Regions from separate parts of the Homo sapiens genome. Here region 2 is linked to region 1. A link is an interaction called in ENCODE POLR2A ChIA-PET data of the cell type or tissue named here. Cell type or tissue: GM12878. All regions are shown on one strand. Each heading gives the region's core, and the rest is flanking DNA. Links, peaks and the distances in the headings are about the cores only.

Evidence for each region. Peaks named below come from ENCODE experiments on the same cell type or tissue, not always from the same donor. Only the 100,000 strongest peaks of a DNase experiment are listed, where the experiment ranks them.
Region 2: POLR2A ChIA-PET joins it to region 1 with 5 read pairs; 2 of 35 experiments call an interaction of 5 or more read pairs at or near these places.

What each region holds. Positions count from the first base shown.
Region 1 is chr10:15,118,944-15,128,250 of GRCh38, reverse strand. It overlaps NMT2 (N-myristoyltransferase 2), which reads left to right. Exons shown (of 12, transcript NM_004808.3): 9 at 8,738-8,908. It overlaps LOC105376431 (a long non-coding RNA gene), which reads right to left. Exons shown (of 2, transcript XR_930693.4): 2 at 8,682-9,028. Among named protein-coding and RNA genes, the nearest start is that of RPP38, 26 kb to the right of the region's middle. RefSeq lists enhancers at 4,150-4,289, 5,196-5,375. In GM12878, for the core only: no CTCF peak of the experiment used is centred there; DNase peaks (open chromatin) are centred at 4,221 and 5,380; H3K4me3 peaks cover 257 bases; H3K27ac peaks cover 2,734 bases.
Region 2 is chr10:13,738,051-13,747,357 of GRCh38, reverse strand. It overlaps FRMD4A (FERM domain containing 4A), which reads left to right. Exons shown (of 25, transcript NM_018027.5): 10 at 6,781-6,846; 11 at 7,107-7,164. Among named protein-coding and RNA genes, the nearest start is that of PRPF18, 160 kb to the right of the region's middle. RefSeq lists an enhancer at 3,832-4,071 and a silencer at 6,695-6,989. In GM12878, for the core only: no CTCF peak of the experiment used is centred there; a DNase peak (open chromatin) is centred at 3,827; H3K27ac peaks cover 5,465 bases.

The DNA of each region.
Region 1 (9,307 bases), core at 471-8,470:
CTGAGGAAGTGAATATGGAGCGAAAGAGATTTCATGGAACTCGGGAGCTAGGGAAGGTAGGGAGTTTGTTTGGAAATGCCAATCTTTCCTTTTTTCCCAAGGCTCTTAAAGTTGTTTCATTGGTAGTTGGATAAGACTGAACTCAAGGCAAGTAAGTTTTGAAATTTGGGAAATTTATGGTCTGTTAAGTAAGAAGGAAGAAAAGTCCAGGCTGCTGATCTCTTAATGCGTTGGAACTCAGGAATCAAGTGTAGAGGAGAGACCCAGCGAGTGGAAATAATGTCTCATTAAATTATCATCTTCTTAAACTATCTCGTTCTCAATGTGAAAAGTTGTCATTTTTTTTTTTTTTGGAGACAGTCTTGCTCTGTTGCCCCTTCAGCGCAATGGCACAATCTCAGCTCACTGCAACCTCTGCCTCCCGGGTTCAAGCGATTCTCCCACCTCAGCCTCCCAAGTAGCTGGGACTACAGGCACCCGCCACCACACCCGGCTAATTTTTGCATTTTTAATAGAGATGGGGTTTCACCATGTTGGCCAGGCTGGCCTCAGACTCCTGACCTCAAGTGAACCGCCTGCTTCAGCCTCCCAAGGTGCTGGGATTACAGGCATGAGCCACTGCACCCAGCGAAAAGTTATTTATTTATTTTATTTTATTTATTTATTTATTTATTTATTTATTTTTTTTTTTTTTTTTTTTTTTTGAGACGGAGTCTCACTCTGTCGCCCAGGCTGGAGTGCAGTGGCGGGATCTCGGCTCACTGCAAGCTCCACCTCCTGGGTTCACGCCATTCTCCTGCCTCAGCCTCCTGAGTAGCTGGGACTATAGGCGCCCGCCAGCATGCCCGGCTAATTTTTTGTATTTTTAGTAGAGACGGGGTTTCACCATGTTAGCCAGGATAGTCTTGATCTCCTGACCTTGTGATCCGCCTGCCTCGGCCTCCCATAATGCTGGGATTACAGGAGTGAGCCACCACGCCTGGCGAAAAGTTATTTTTTTTATTTTTTTATTTTTTGAGACAGAGTCTCGCTCTGTTACCCAGGCTGGAGTGCAGTGGCTGGATGTTGGCTCACTGCAACCTCCGCCTCCCGGGTTCAAACAGTTCTCCTGCCTCAGCCTCCCAAATAGCTGGAATTACAGGTGTGTGCCACCACACCCAACTGATTTTTGTATTTTTAGTAGAGATGGCGGGGGTTTCACCATGTTGGCCAGGCTGGTCTTGAACTCCTGACCTTGTGATCCGCCTGCCTTGGCCTCCCAAAGTCCTGGGATTACAGGTGTGAGCCACCACGCCCAGCCAAGTTATCATTTTTAATAGGGAAAAATATAAATGTGCTTTCTAGACTTGGCTTTATTTGGGGCTTGGCTATATTAGTTATCTATGGCCATGTAAAAAATGACCACAAACTGAGCTGCTTAAAACAACATTTATTATCACACAGCTTCTGTGGGCCAGAAATCCAGTCACAGCTTAGCTGAGTCCTGTGCTTTGTTCAGGGTCTCTCCTGAAGTTGCCACCCAGGTGTCAGCCAGGGCTGAGGTCTCATCTGAAACTTGACTAGGGAAGGATCCATTTCCATGCTCCTGTAGTTGTTGGCAGGATTGAGTTCCTCACTGGCTGTTGGACCAAGGGCCTCAGTTCTTTGCCATGTTGGATTCTCCATAGGGTAGCTCACAGCATGGCAGCTTATTCATCAAAGCCAGTGAGAGAGAGAGTCTATAGAGAGGATCTGCTGGCAAGATGGAAGTCAGAACCCTATGCAGGTGATTCATGAAAGTGACATCCAGTCGCCATTGCCATTTCTTTTTTTTTTTTTTTTTAAGATGGAGGCTCGCTCTGTTGTCCAGGCTGGAGTGCAATGGCACAATCTCAGCTCATTGCAATCTCCGCCTCCTGAGTTCAAGCAATTCTCCTGCCTCAGCCTCCCAAGTAGCTGGGATTACAGGTGTGCACCACCACGCCCAGCTAATTTTTGTATTTTTAGTAGAGATGGGGTTTCACCATATTAGTCAGGCTGGTCTCGAACTCCTGACCTCAGGTGATCCACCCGCCTCAGCCTCCCAAAGTGCTGGGATTACAGGTGTGAGCCACTGCGCCCAGCCGCCATTGCCATTTCTATTGGTTAGAACCAAATCACAGGTCCTGCCCACACGTAACAGGAGCAGATCACACCAGCTGTGAACCCCAGGAGGTGGGATCACTGGGGGCCATCTTAGAATCTGTGTGCCACTGATGGGATCTTTTGTTTGAAGTGTTGTGACGTGTGAATTGAAATAAAATCTTCGGCCAGGCGCGGTGGCTCACACCTGTAATCCCAGCACTTTGGGAGGCCAAGGCGGGCAGATCACAAGGTCAAGAGATCGAGGCCACCCTGGCCAACATGGTGAAACCCCATCTCTACTAAAAATTAAAAAATTAGCTGTGGATGGTGGCACATGGCTGTAGTCCCAGCTACTAGGGAGGCTGAGGCAGGAGAATCGCTTGAACCTAGGAGGCACAGGTTGCAGTGAGCTGAGATCACGCCATTGCACTCCAGCCTGGCCACAGAGCGAGACTCCATCTCATAAATAACTAAATAAATAACTAAATACATACGTACATACATACATACATACATACAAACTTCAAAAATGCCTCTTTTTTTCACTATGGGCAAATGCTGTTCCACTTTGGTCTCTCCAAATTTCAGTTTCTTGAACCTCAAGCAGCCTAGCTTATGTACAAGGAAAAGACACACTTACATGTAGGTTGCCTACAATGGAGTGAAGAATAAGGAGTTTTAGCACATACCATTGGTTTACTCACAATGATTTTCTTAAAGTGCTAAAGCTATTTTTGACTTGACTCCATTCATCAGCCTTAATATTTTTGTACAAGAGTCAATCTTCTCCTGGGTATAGGCGTGTATTATGAAACCAGACTGTGGCATCTTACTTCCAGTGAACCTGGGTTCCTGGTAGCAGTCCTGTTCCAGTCGTGCTGTGATAGTGACTGCCTTTCCCCCACCCATAAATTGAAGGTTATGAAGTGCTTTCAAATACATTATTCAATTTATTCTCACAGCAACCTTTTGAAGTTAGTACTTCTTATCCCCATTTTACAGATGAAGAAACTGAGGTATGTGACAGTTGGCACTTAGGCGAGGATGTGTTAATATCACCAAGTGGAGGGCTTGGGATGCAGGCCCCAGACCTCCATGTTTCCCTGTTAGCTCCCTCTGCCTCTGCCATCCCCTCTAACATTACCCACTATGGGGACACCATGGCTCAGCCCCACTGAATGTCTCACTGTGAGTACAGCATAAATCAAGGCAGAAAAGGACGATTGTCAAGATGCAAACAGTTCTCATTGGCTTGCCCCAGTCTCCTTTCCCCCTTTTAAGTCATAGGAAAGGAAAGGAAAATAAAGAGTAAATTAATAGAATAAAAGAGAGATTAAAGTACAGATATTATGAAATTGGAAGGTGCTGGCAGCAGTCCCTTGGGTGTCTGCCTCTTGAGTTAAACTGGACAGAACTGCATACACCGGATGCCCCTTCCTCTCCTATGGGCCCAGATGGGTGATACCACTGCTAGCAGTCAAGTTATTTAAGAACATTTTTGTACCATTCAGCGTAAAAGCAAACTTATGGAATACAGCTTTTGCTGTATAGATCAATCTCATTTTCTGCTTCATTGTTACTCTTTTTGCTTGTAGGAGTGCCAGCTTTCTGTCTTTTTCATGGACTTTTGAATATAGGAGCTAACATTTATTGTGGCCGGCGTTATGCTCGACATTTAACAGCCGTAGTCTCATTTACTAATCACAACAGCCACAGGAGGATGGGTCCTTATCCCCATAGCACAGAAGGGGCCATGAGAACACAGATTGACTTGCTCAGAGTCTGCTGGCCAGAAGCAGAGCTGTCGCAGGGCCTGCGCCATTCACAACTGTTACCTAAAATACTAAGGTTTCCCCAAGAAACACGCCTTACGATGCCTCCCTACCCTTTCAGTGTTTGGGGAGATTTTATTTTGTTTTGTTTTTTTGATCTGGTGTTGAGTATTTCCAAGTTCGATTTTGCGCATCTGTGTCAATGAGCTGAAAGGTAATTTGATGTTGATAAAAAGCAGAAGTCAGAGAATGATCCACTAAGGTCTTAGCACTGTGCTGCAAGGAGGGTGTGCTTGCTTAGACATGTCGAGGCATATAAGGTGTTCTATATTTAGTGGCATTAGATGGTTTTTTTAGTGGTTAGCATTCTGTTTGCTCCTTTTTGAATCATATAAATAACCATAATCATTGCTTACATCTCTTCTCTGGAATCTTGGCTCTCAAACGGTTTGTACCACAACTTGACAGATAACAACACTACTGTTTTTTAATAGAGCTCTGAGCTTCATTTCCTTATGTACTTATAAGCAGATTTTACACAGATTTCAATCTACGTAGAGGCCCATGAATCATGCATATTAGTTGGGCCATGGGAAAGGATATCTGATTCAGATACAGAGTTTGCTTATGAAACTGAGATTTTTCTTATTTACTGGAAATGATTCTCTGCATTTTATTGAACTCTCAGAAAACATGACCGCTTCACTATTCCATTATACGGAAGCTAGCCATTTTAATGTAAGCCCAATAGCCTTCCTGGTTCTTTCTGAGGACAATAGTTATAATTTGAGTGTTTGTTTTGCTTTTCAAAAGTTATTTCTTTTTTTTTTTTTTTTTTTTTTTTCTGTGAGACGAAGTCTCGCTTTGTCGCCAGGCTGGAGTGCAGTGATGCGATCTTGGCTCACTGCAACCCCCGCCTCCTGGATGCAAGCAATTCTCCTGCCTCAGCCTCCTGAGTAGCTGGGACTACAGCCACGTGCCACCACACCCAGCTAATTTTTGTATTTTAGTCCATGTTGGCCAGGATGGTCTCGATCTCTTGACCTTGTGATCCGCCTGCCTCAGCCTCCCAAAGTGCTGAGATTACAGGTGTGAGCCACCGTGCCTGGCAGTATTTCATTCTTACACAGATTATTTTAGCTATTAGTCAGCAAATGTAAATATTCTTACCCTGTTTTCTAGGACTTTCTGTTTTTTATAGCTGGTACATCCTGGTGTGCTCTTATGCTTTAATGCTTCTATAAAAATTTGTTCAAAATGCTTATAAGTTGCCAAACTTATGATACTTTTTACCTGAATTTAGGCAACATATTGCTTGTCTAAATTCTGCTACTTATTTTTCTAACCTTTAGAGACCTAAGATAGCAGTTCTCAAAGTGTGGCCCAGGGACCTCTGGAAGTCCCCCAAGATCTTTGAATCTATGCAGTCATTTTTTTTTTTTAACTATTTTCATAATAACACTAGTATGTAATTTTTTCACTTTCATTCTCGTCTGAGTATACTGTGAAGTCTTCCAGAGGCCATGTGGCATGTGTATTTCTGTAGTCTTTTGTTTAAAAATGTTCTCAGTTTTGATTTCTAATGCGATAAGTGTGGATATGCATAACCCACATAAGCAAAGCTCTTTGGAGGTACTCAATCATTATTAACAGCGTAGGCCAGGTGCAGTGGCCCATGCCTGTAATCCCAGCACTTTGGGAGACCGAGGTGGGCAGATCACAAGGTCAGGAGATCGAGACCATCCTGGCTAGTACGATAAAACTGCATCTCTACTAAAAATACAAAAAATTAGCTGGGCGTGGTGGCACGTGCTTGTAATCCTAGCTACTTGGGAAGCTGAGGCAGGATCAAATCACTTGAACCCGGGAAGCAGAGGTTGCAGTGAGCTGAGATCACACCACTGCACTCCAGCCTGGGCGACAGAGTAAGACTCCATCTCAAAAAAAAAAAAGAGTGTAAAAGGGTCCCAAGACCAAAATATTTGAGAACTGCTGCTTTAAGGCGATCTGCTGGGCAGTTCCTTTAGTGGTTTCACAGTTGGATATTCAATGAATGAGAATTGTGCTCCAGAAGAATGTTTTGCTCTAGAAGGAAGTTGGCAAATTTTTTTTTCATTTCTGAATGTTCTCTATTAACAGATATCATATATCCTGTGGCTTTCATTAATTCATCTAATTGCTTGATATTGTTGATTGTTACTGAACCAGTAACAAAAGAAAAAAAATTCTGATATTGAGAAAGGCTATTTGAAATTTATCAAGCTAAGTCTGCCTCATAGCAGAAACTAATTTTTTAAATGACTATGATATATATTTTATATGGTTTTGGTCTTCCCACTAGCATTTAGAAGTGCTTATTTATTTCCAGTGGAGATCTGGACATTTCTGACTCATTGGTTTTGAGAGGTACTAAAAGACTAAAGGTATGCATTGCCTGTTAAATGTGAAGGACTTAAATTCTCTAAATTTAGATTATTAAATGGCATTTTAGCTGAAGTGCTTTAGACATGACATCATCATAATAGAATGGCTTATAGTAAATATTCAGCTGAGGACTGTTGGTGTATAAATACAGAGCATGCACCTCCCATTCCCCTTTCCCCCAGCTAATCGATAATCAATCAGCACTGTGTGTCACTGAAGCTTAGAAACCCCAGCACAGCTAATAGTTGATGACAGCTGGCACTCAAGAGAAAACCTATTTTCCTTGGCCTAGTGTGGTGGCTCACACCTGTAATCCCAGCACTTTGGGAGGCCGAGGTGGGCAGATCACCTGAGGTCAGGCATTCGAGACCAGCCTGGCCAACGTGGTGAAACCCTGTCTCTACTAAAAACACAAAATTAGCCGGGCGTGGTGGCAGGTGCCTGTAATCCCAGTTACTCGGGAGCCTGAGGCAAGAGAATCGATTGAACCCAGGAGGCAGACGTTGCAGTGAACCGAGATCGCACCATTGCACTCCAGCCTGGGTGACAAGAGTGAGACTCCGTCTCAAAAAAAACACCTGTTTTCCCCCTTGGGCTTCCACCTGGGGGCATGCAGGAATTGTGATGACCTCATTCTACAGGAAGTTTTTCCTTTAACAATATTTCTTAAGAGTGGAACTGCTAGATTATATAAAATTTTTAAAAATAATCATTTAGGGCAGAAAAAGTAGAGTAGCAATATTTATATACAGATTATTCATCTCTTAAAATGTATCTAGTGTTTCTCCAAGGGGGGGAAAAATCAGGTTTACAGAAAAAAATAAACTGTATTTCTCAGTTTAAAATTGTCTGTTTGTTGGGCTTCCTGACTTTTAGTCTCAAGTCCCCTGGCCCCTGAACAGTTCTAGAGAGCAAAGTGATGTCAGGAGCTTTTACAAGGACAACAGCTGAACAAATTCAAATGGGGACCTGTCCTGACTTTTAGGTGTTTTATTCCTATGGCTTAATTTTTTAAATTCTAAAGCTCTGGAGTAGTGATAAGACACCTACCCTGATCACCTTTACCCAGAAGATGTGGCAGGAGAGGCCAGGCCGCGTCCCTGGCAGCCATTTGCCGTTAGACAAGATGGACACTTTCAGGCTGGTATGGCTGTAAACCCGTTTGCCTTTAGAAAATACTTGGCTATGAACAATGCTTGCCTTCCCATCCAGCCTGATATGATTCACTCCTATATCATTTTTGTTCAAGAGAACAAAATCACCACACGCTTTTAATGGGCTATTGCATAATAAAACAAGTTGCTCAGTTGTATTTTCAAAATGTCAGACTTGGCAGTTTTAAAGCATCCCTCAGAAACCATGAAGGATTGGTTCTAGGACCCCTCAGATACCAGAATCCTTGGGTGCTCAAGTCCCTTATATAAGATGGCGTAGCATTGTGTATTTGCATATAATGTATGCACATCCTCCTGTATACTTTATTTATTTATTTTTGAGACGAAGTCCCTCCCTGTCTCCCAGGCTTGAGTGCAGTGGCGTGATCATGGTTCACTGCAACCTTCGCCTCCCAGTTTCAAACGATTCTCCTGCCTCAGCCTCCCGAGTAGCTGGGATTACAGGTGCATGTCACCACGCCTGGCTAAGTTTTACATTTTTCGTAGAGACAGGGTTTCATCATGTTGGCCAGGCTGGTCTCGAACTTCTGACCTCAAATGATCCACCGGCATCAGCCTCCCAAAGTGCTGGGATTACAGGCATGAGCCACCATGCCCCCTGTCCTGTATACTTTAAATCATCTCTGGATTACTTATAAGGTCAAATACAATCTAAATGCTATGTAAGTAGTTGTTACACTGCATTTTTAAGAAATAATGACAAGAAAAAAAGTCCGTACATGATCAGCACAGATGCAACGATCCAGTTTTTTTTCCCCGAATATTTTTCGTCTAAGGTTGGTCGAACCCACAGATGCACAACCAGTGGATACGGAGGGCTGCCTGTACTCCAGAAGTCATGCTAAGTTGGCTATGTCCCATCATGTAGACTGTTAACATTCTTGGCATTGGTATATACATTGGTGTGTTTTGGGTATTGGCGTACATCATGAACTTGTACTGTTCCCTTTGATGTTTGTTTGGGTCATGGGCAGTAGTGACCAAAGACTTGCCGCACAGATAGGAAGATACAACACATTGTCTGTCTCGCCTATATTTTAACCCAGCTCTTCTCAAACCTTAATGTATGTACAAACCCAAGGAAATCTTGTTGAGTTGCAGATTCGGATTCATTAGATCTGGGGCAGGGCCAGGCTCTGCAGCTCTAACTAGCTCCCGCGTGCTGCTCATTCTGCTGGTCTGCAGACCACACTTTGAGTGCAAAGTCGTTTCACTCCTCTTCTACCTGAACTTCTGGATTTGTTTTGTTTCCCCTCCAACAAGGTTACAAAGACTTCAGGTTTGAGACCAATGGAACCAAAAGATATCAAATCAGTTCGAGAATTAATCAACACTTACCTGAAGCAGTTTCATCTGGCTCCAGTGATGGATGAAGAGGAAGTAGCCCACTGGTTCCTCCCCCGGGAGCACATTATTGACACGTTTGTAGTGGAGGTAAAGACAAGGTGATAAACATAAAGCTTCTCCTTGAAGCACCCTTTGTGTTCAGCGTGCAGCAGAATTATTTACACACACTTCCTTCTATTTCATCACAGAACATTACAAAGATGTGTACTAAAGGGTAGAGAGTTAATAAGATTAATAATTCTGAATACTCTATCAAGGACATGCTTAAGTGAAACTGCCATTTGTTGAACCATGAGGGTGTGGTGTTGAGGAATATGGTAACCATGAGTGTGGTCTGGTGCCATTGTCTTGTTTTGTGCTAAGGCACCAGCAGCTTTACCCACAGCACTGCTTTGCACCGTTGATGCTGATGGTAACTTGTCAACAAGGCAAACAACTTCTTAGTGTTATGAAAATCATTTTGACCTCACAGATTTCTGAAAGGGT
Region 2 (9,307 bases), core at 358-8,357, 1.4 Mb after region 1:
ACCATGTTGGCCAGGCTGGTCTCAAACTCCTGACCTCACTCAGGTGATCCGCTTGCCTCGGCCTCCCAAAGTGCTGGGATTACAGGGGTGAGCTACCACGCCTGGCCCGTTTTCTACATTTACTTAAGTGAAGCACTGTGCCTGAGACCTCTCCTTTTTTGTTTCTTCTTCTTTTTTTTTTTAATTTTCAAAAAGAATACCTTCTAAAATTTCACTTTGGAAGCTTCACCGCCTTCGAGAGCCTTTCATGTGCTGCTAGAGTTTCATTTTGGAACACCTGTCATTTGATGACAGCATGTGTGAGGTTTTGAGACGTGGGAGAACCACAGGGTTTTCTTCTTTCAGAAGAGGGAGATTGATTGTTTTATTTTCCCTCGATGTTTCACATCTCCTGATTTAGCCACTATGTAACATTATGCCATAGCTCATCTGTCGGCCCTAAATGGCTGATTCTGAATGATTCAAGCCATTTGAAAGACTCCCAGGTTGTGGTTTGGGCCACAGTTGGGCAGGGCTTGCATTCCTGGATAATGTTTTGAAATCCTACTGGGTTCCTAAGCCCTGGCCACTGACCTTTAATAACTGTAATACCTCTTCTCTGATGTTCCTTCTGATCCCCTAACAGAAATCATTGCAACTCCTTTTATTTAAAAGCAAAACAAAAAGCACAGACCAAGTTGATTCTAATAAACTACAATACGTGACTTGTGTAAGTGCTTTTGATGACAACTTCTGAACTGTATGGATTATGAGCATTTTGTCTTGTCTGGACACTTATCCAGACAGTGACCTAGTTGTTCACTGATTCGTGTGTCTGGGGTAGGGCATGTCTTGATGCAGGGCTCATTAGCAGCATTGAACTCTGGCTCATAATCCCAGCACTTTGGGAGGCCATGGCGGGCAGATCACAAGGTCAGGAGATCGAGACCATCCTGGCCAACATGATGAAACCCCGTCTCTACTAAAAATACAAAAAAAAATTAGCTGGACATGATGTCGCGCGCCTGGTGTCCCAGCTACTCAAGAGGCTGAGGCAGGAGAATCACTTGAACTTGGGAGTCGGAGGTTGCAGGGAACAAAGATTGTGCCACTGCACTCCAGCCTGGCGACAGAGCGAGAGTCCATCTCAAAACAAACAAACAAAAAAACAACTCTGGCTCATAAATCACATCTCTCTGAGAGACCACATCACTAGGGAGCTGGCCCCAAGACCCGAGGCTGGGAGCTCCCTTCCGTGTCTGGCGTCCCTAATTTCATCTCTCTGAGCTGTTTTATTGCCACTCCTCTTTTGGAAACATAGATGTAAATAAATGATGGCTTTCTCTAATTATAACCTGCCCCCAAAGAGCAAAATCTGTTAACTTGCAGGGATTTTGCATGCATCAGCTTCCAAATGTCGAGACTTGCAATCCGAACCCCCAAAAATGATGGTCCCGTTTCCTTGTTCATGGACCCTATTACCCACCTCCCTAATTCCTTGTGCCACTGGGCCTCATCCCTCTGTAGCCTCCTGGCTGTTCACTTCCAAAAATCCAATGGTCAAGGCCCTGGGGATGTGAGAAGGTAACTAGAGAGGACCAGGGAGGAATCTCTTTGCCTCTGAGACCTGTCCTGTTGTGGGTCTCTTAGTCATCCCTTCATTCATTCCTTTCCAAACCTTAGAACACTGCTATGCTCATCTGAGAGTTTTGAATTTCTTCTCTCCTCCCTGTGTCTCTGGATTTCTCCTTCACCATCTCCATTATCTGCTCTGTACTCACACATGATTACTAACCCAGAGGCACCTCGCCCTTCACACACACTCTCTCTGTCTCTTCTGCATATGAACATCTTCACCTATAGCTGGCTTGGCAGAACATCCCATACCATCACGACCAGGCCAGCGCTTTCCCTGAGCCTCCTTCAGACCCATAAGTGCCCAAGCCAGTGTTAAATGCCCTGAGAGTGTGGCAGGACGGGGGAGCCACGTGTATCACAGTCAGCATCACAGCCCAGACGATGTATAAAAGTCAATGACAGGGACCCTCCTGACGATACCCTACTGAAAAACAACAACCACAACCACAACAGGCCCTTTCACCTCATTTCACTGTGGTTGGCTACTTGATGTTGGCTCTAATATTTCAACCTTATTTATATGGACTTTGATTCTTATTGATACATAATAGTTGTACATATTTTTCACGTATATATACTCTGATATCTGTACATAATGTGCAGTGGTCAAATCAGGGTAACTGGGATATCCATCACCTCGAACATTTATCTTTTCTTTGTGTTGGGAACATTACAAGTCTTCACTTTTGGCTACTTTGACATATGCAACAAATTATTGTTAACTATAATTTCCCTACTGTTCTATCAAATGCTAGAACATATTCCTTCTAGCTAACTATTTTCATATCCCTATATATACATAGATTTTTAAAAAGCAAAGCCGCAAGGAGAGGGATAAGTGCTGTTCCTCCTTCCTACAGATACAGAATGAAGAGAGAGCAGGTGCACACAGCTTGTTCACTGCTTTTCCCTCTGGGCCTCAGATTCACCACTCAGCAAGGTTAACCAGGACCCCTCACTGGTGGGGGAGACGTTTTTACCCGTCTCATCACAGTTACCCAGAGTGTCAAGTTCCCCTGATCATTCCTGAACTAAGGAGCTGTACTCACCATTCTTCGGGGGCTTTCCTGCCCCCGCTGGAGTTCGCACATTGGATGGGCAACCTGCAGGCTGCAGCCTGGTAACCAAGGCAGTGGGTCTTAGCATCCCAGCCAAGCCTCTGCAGTGACTAGCCAGGTAGCTTTCATCAATTTCTCCTCTGCAAAATGGGATGACATACACCAACCTACTTGAGACGGTAATTAAGAGAGGAAATACATAGTCACATTATGTCATTAAAAAGCAGTGAAAGCAGCATAATAATGCTGAGTTATGGTGCAAGAAGCCTTTCTGCTAATTCTCCCCATGCATTTAACAAGCATGGACTTTTCACACCGTGCGATTTCCCTGTTGAGGAGGCAACTGAGGCAGAAAGTTAGAATGATGTGCCCAGGGCCACAGAACAAGGAGGGATCAGGACCCTGACCTGGATTCTGCCTCGCGGGCCTAGTTTGTAAATGCTGGACCACCTGACCACCCCTATCGCCTCAATAAGGTATGCAGGGACATCTATTTTTAACCCCGAAACCACTGAGCACAGCAGGCCAGCAGCTGCTCCAAGACGGGGAACCATATCATATCACCATCCCTGTTTCCCCTTCCATCACCCATGCATTTCATGTATCCCCTTGTCTGCTGAGAGGTCATTTGACTTAACAACATGACCCAGCCAGCGACCTGGGCACAGGCAGCTTTGATCATTTGCCTTTTTCCTCCATGTAACCCTGTGTCCTCCAGGCAGCACTTACTCTGCTTCCTGGATTTCTGCTAGTTATCCCCTTGAGTCCCTGCTACAAATCTAGGGTATGGGAAAATTGTCTGCAAAGCTCAGAGCACTTCAGCCCTCTGGCAAGTTCCAGAGCAGAGGTGGGGACAGGCTGGGAGCAGAATAGGTTCTCGGTCAGGATTGAGCCTGTTCTTCCAGGATAAGCCCACCATGTTTAAGGGGGCAAAACAAGCAGGAAAAGCTGAGGATGGAGAAGGCAATTATTGTGGCTTCACAGATGGCCTCAGAGAGCAGGAGTTACAGGGCAAACAGGGGGCGGCAAAGATTTCTGCTGCTGTCGGCCACCCAGAACCCTGTGGTCAGGACATGTCGTGGTTAAACAGCGACGCGGCTTTCTGACAGTGGTTTTGACTTTCTTTCACTGGTGTTTCTCCTGAGCCTTCTGTGTGTTCATGGCTACAGTGCTATGTTGACTTGCACCTCCTGAACTCACCCCAGGGACCCTCTCTCCCTAGTGCTGCAAAGGAAAAAGGTCCCTATCTACACTGAGTTGCTTGACCCTGGATCTAGGAGTCGACTTCACAAAACCCCATGTCACGTGGTAGGAAACACGCCAAGGCAGCTGTTGATTTAGTGAGTGGGATGGAAGGAAGTGGAGCCGCTGAACCTCCTGACGCAGTTCTGCAGGATTAGTGAGGCTGGGCCTGCCCTTGGGGAGCATGCTTTTCGAGAATCGTCTTCAGGAGACGACCTTGTCACACTTGATATAGAACTTCCTCGGCATGTGGGAGCCAAGGAGAGAGATGGCTGGGTCTGCCCCTTTCTGAATAGAGGATATCCAGACCCCACAGAAGTGACTCTCCAACTGAGGCAAGGCCCCCTGTAGCTGGCTGGTCCTCATTCTGGGTATTTATAAAGACCCTTCTTTATCAAGACCTCTCACTGTCCTCTATGCATCAAATTCCAGAGTATTAAAATTAAAAGATACTAGTTGGAGGTTAAGGTAGTCATTGGAAGAGAAATAAATTACCCCCAAGGACTAGGTGATGAATGTGTAGAACCTGTTACCCCCAACACTGGCCTTGCTAAAACTGAAAACAAAAAGGTGGGTAAAAGAAGGCTTTAGGTAGATCCTGGGCTGATGGATAATAGATAATAGGGCCGGGTATAGTGACTCACACCTGTAATCCCAGCATTTCAGGAGGCTGAGATGGGCAGATTATTTGAGGTCAGGAGTTTGAGACCAGCCTGGTCAATGTGGTGAAACCTCATCTCTACTAAAAATACAAAAATTAGCCAGGCGTGGTGGTGCACACCTATAATCCCAGCTATTCGGAAGACTGAGGCAGGATAATTGCTTGAACTTGGGAGATGGAGGTTGCAGTGAGTCAGGATCATACCACTGCACTCCAGTCTGGGCGAGAGAGCAAAACCTTGTCTCAAAAATAATAGATAATAAAGATCCTCTATTGAGATCTCGAGGGTACACCCCTAGAATCAGCTCCCCTCACAGAGCTTTGACAGAGGACAGGGAGGGTGAAGAGGAGTAAGACCTGAGAGTGAGAACTGAGGTTCCAAGGCTCTGGGGCCAGACCAGGGAGACCGAGGTGTCGACTCCACACCTCAGCAGGTGGGGTTGGGGCTTTCTGCCTGCACCTGCTTCCCTGGGATTCCCCAGGTTGGCTCTGCCCTTCCGAAAGCGGGGGTGGGAGCGGCCGTATCTCCTACCTCATGGGCACCAGAGTCACTTCTCAGGAGGCGGGCTTGCCACTGCTGCCAAGGAGCCAGCTAACCTCTTGTTATATTAGAACTAGGATTTCAGCTGGGCGCGGTGGCTCACGCCTGTAATCCCAGCACTTTGGGAGGCAGGGGTGGGCAGATGACCTGAGGCCCGGAGTTTGAGACCAGCCTGGCCAACATGCAAAACCCCATCTCTACTAAAAATACAAAAATTAGCAAGGTGTGGTGACACACACCTGTAATCCCAGCTACTCAGGAGGCTGAGGCACAAGAATTGCTTTAAACTGGGAGGCAGAGGTTGCGGTGAGCCAAGATCGCTCCACAGCACTCCAGCCTGAGTGACAAGGGAGACTGCGTCTCAAAAACAAAAACAAAAACACCTAAGATTTCAAAAAAGGAGGGAGCGCCTGTCTAATTCTGGTAGCTGGTTTGCTGTTGTTCTCCAAGCATTCCTATGGGGCTTTTGTTGCTTCATGGTTCATATTAACCAAGCCCAAATTCCAGAACATTCCATCCTCCTGGAAAGCCTTCCATTCCTGACTACGCATTCAGAGCAGGTAGGCTGTGGGCACTTGGTTAAGGTCAATGCCTGCCATTCCCCCATGAGGCCCTGTGTGAACAGGACTGGGAAGATGAGGATAAGAAGGGCCCCAGGGAGCTCAGCCCGGGCATTCATGCGTCATCTCTGCTGTCTGCTTCCTCTTGTTCCCACGGTACCATTTCTTCCAAGGAGCTGATCCCAAAACCTGGGCTCCAGTCTTTTTGTTCTTTTGTTTTTTGTTTTTGAGCCAGGGTCTCACTCTGTCACCCAGGCTGGAATGCAGTGGTGCAATTGTAGCTCACTGCAGCCTTGACCTCCTGGGCTCAAGCAATCCTCCCACCTCAGCCTCCCAAGTAGCTGGGACTGCAGGCATACCCCACCATGCCTGGCTAATTTTTGTATTTTTGTATAGAGACAAGGTCTCACTGTGTTGCCCAGGCTGGTCTCAAACTCCTGGGCTCAAGCAATCCCCCCATGTCAGCCTCCCTAAACACTGGGATTACAGGGGTGAGCCACTGCACCCGGCCTGGGCTCCAGTCTTATATTTCTTGATTAGAAATCCAAGATAAGCCAGCCATGGTGGCTCACGCCTGTAATCCCAGTACTTTGGGAGGCCAAGGTGGGTGGATCACTTGAGGTTAAGAGTTTGAGACCAGCCTGGCCAACATGATGAAACCCTGTCTCTACTAAAAATACAAAAATCAGTCAGGTGTGGTGGCACGCACCTGTAGTCCCAGCTACTCTGGAGGCTGAGGCACAAGAATTGCTTGAACTCGGGAGGTGGAGGTTGCAGTGAACCAAGATCGCACCATTGCACTCTAGCCTGGGTGACAGAGCAAGACTCCGTCTCAAAAAAAAAAAAAAAAACAAACATCCAAGACAAAGAGAATGCAAGTCCTTTGTGGGGAAAACAGACTCTTTTTAAAGTAAATCTACATCCAAATAGATAGCACTCAGACCGAGTTTGGAAATACCACTCCAGGACAAATCATTTTTCCAGGAGCTGTTGGTGCCTTGGAGCTTCTTATGAGATGGGGCTGAGAAATATCTTACTGGCAGGAAGCTTGGCTGTTGACCTAGAGACTCCAACAACAGCATTCTTTTCTTCTAATTACAGTGAAGACAGAGTCATTGAGCACTACAAGAAACTGAACGGTCAGACAAGAGGTCAAGCAATCGTAAAGTAAGTGGCCCCTTCCCAGCTCACATGGGGACAGTGTTTGTGTGTGTTAATATATCGTATGTCAGGATTGTTCAGTTCCTCTCCAAAGACATATCTGGGAGTGGGGGGTGTATGTTTCCATTTAATTTTCAAGTAAATAATCACTCCGAGAACTTTATCACGTACACATACACAAATATATATATGATACCAGATCTGCTGAATAACTAGCCTTTTGCGCATTGTGTGTGTGTTTGTGTATCTTCGTGTTGTCATTCCAGCTACATGAGCATCGTGGAGTCTCTCCCAACCTACGGGGTTCACTATTATGCAGTGAAGGTGAGTAGACTCATTTGGTGAAGGTTACCAAACCTCCCCTAAGCAAACAAATCAAAACATCTCGTTATATGTTTTCTTCTTTTTCTTTTTCTTTTGAGATAGAGTCTTGCTTTGTCTCCCAGGCTGGTGTGCAGGGTGCGATCTTGGCTCACTGCAACCTCCACCTCCCGGGTTCAAGCGATTCTCCTACCTCAGCCTCCTGAGTAGCTGGGATTACAGGCATGCGCCACCACACCCAGCTAATTTTTGTATTTTTAGTAGAGACGAGGTTTTGCCATGTTGGCCAGGCTGGTCTGGAACTCCTGACCTCAGGTGATCTGCCTGCCTCGGCCTCCCAAAGTGCTGGGATTATAGGCGTGAGCCACCGCGCCTGGCCCTCATTGTTTTTTTCTTTATAATTCCTGGTGGGAATGGAGGTTGTGGAGGACTTGGTCAGGAAGATTGCACACTGCGGGGAGACAATTTCAAATACAGAAAACTTCATCCAGTTAACTTGCTTCAACCTGTGGTCCATTTCTTTGTCAGCCCTAGAACTTAACAGAAAGGCTGCCTCTGATATATATGCTTTCTGCCTTCCAAGAAAACTTCAAAACTGTGCTCTTTATTTCAGTTTGGTAAAGATCAAAAGCAGGGCTTGTGATTTTCAAAGTGCCAAAGGAGTAGAGGTGTTTGGCACTTAGAACCTCAAAGCATAAGCAATGGCTCTGCTACTAATTTGGAAAAGAGCACGAATCCAGGAAACCTGGCCCAGCTGCACCAGGCTCCCTGTCTGGTGGCCTTGTGGTCTCACTGATGCCATGTTTTATGGTGTGATGACAGCCCTTCTCTGGTCAATCTGCTGTTGCAGTGGCATTGGGTTTCCTCTTGTTCTGTTCTCTGAAACCGTTGCAGTGCACACAGCTGCTTCCCAGAGGCAGGGGTTTAATACAAGGATTTTATCCCACCTTTAAAGTTTTAAGAAATCATATACCCAGAAGCTTGAAAAGAAATTTCAAAATTTATCTCTTTTGCCTTTCATCTTTTTGCTCATCTTGAAATAACTCACGCCCCACAAATATTTCAAAACCGTGATGCCAGTTTCAAGTTTTCCAGACACCCACTATGGGGTTGTATTAGGTTATTTAGAAACTTGGCAATTAGGGAAAAGCTGCTTGATATGCTCACTATAAAATCCTAGCTTCTGGGGGCTCTAATTAACTCAGAATCATCCTATTTGAATATAGAATTGCAACTTACGCTCAGGTGACAAGAGGTCTCTGTTAATAAACAGTGGGGGCAGGCGCAGTGGCTCATGACTGTAATCCCAGCACTTTGGGAGGCCAAGACGGGTGGATCAGCTGAGGTCAGGAGTTTGAGACCAGCCTGGCCAACATGGTGAAATCCTGTCTCTACTAAAAATACAAAAATTAGCCAGACGTGGTGGCACGTGCCTGTAATCCCAGCTACTTGGGAGGCTGAGGTGGGTGAATTCCTTGAACCTGGGAGGCGGAGGTTGCAGTGAGCCAGGATTGTGCCAATGCACTCCAGCCTGGGTGACAGAGTGAGACTCCATCTCAAAAAAAAAGGAATAAACAGGGACTTGGTGTTTCTAATTCAGTCCTGAGACTGTTTCAGCTTCCACTGTGCTACCCTGTCCAACAGCATGAGTCCTAAAACCCTGCCTGGCACCCAGCTGTCATCTTGGGTGAGCAGGACCTCAGGGTGACACCTTCCAGCCTGTGCTCCCCGGAGCTGGGGAAGGTCCTGGGTAAAGCTGGGCCAACTCTTTGCTGTGATTTGTTGTTAAAATGAGAGGAGTCACTTTCCATAGTCTCCACAGCTCCTCTGGCTCTGACCATCGATGACAGTTTCTCTGCCCAGAAGGTCCTTTTATTAGGTGTGACATCTCACAGATTTTCAGTTGTGGTGAGTGAGCATCCCGGCATGGAATGCCTAAATTCTTAGAAGGAAAAAAAAGAGAGAGAGAGAGCGCAAGCAGGGCATTCATTCCTTATTTATAAAGGGAAAGGACCTCGGCTGTGCGGCTGATTAAGAGCAGAGCCAGGCCCCCAGCCCCCGGCACTCCCCATGTCACCCTCTTCACATAACAGAGTATCCTTCAATGACAGACGCATCTGTTAAGAAACAAAGTAGACAGGTGGGC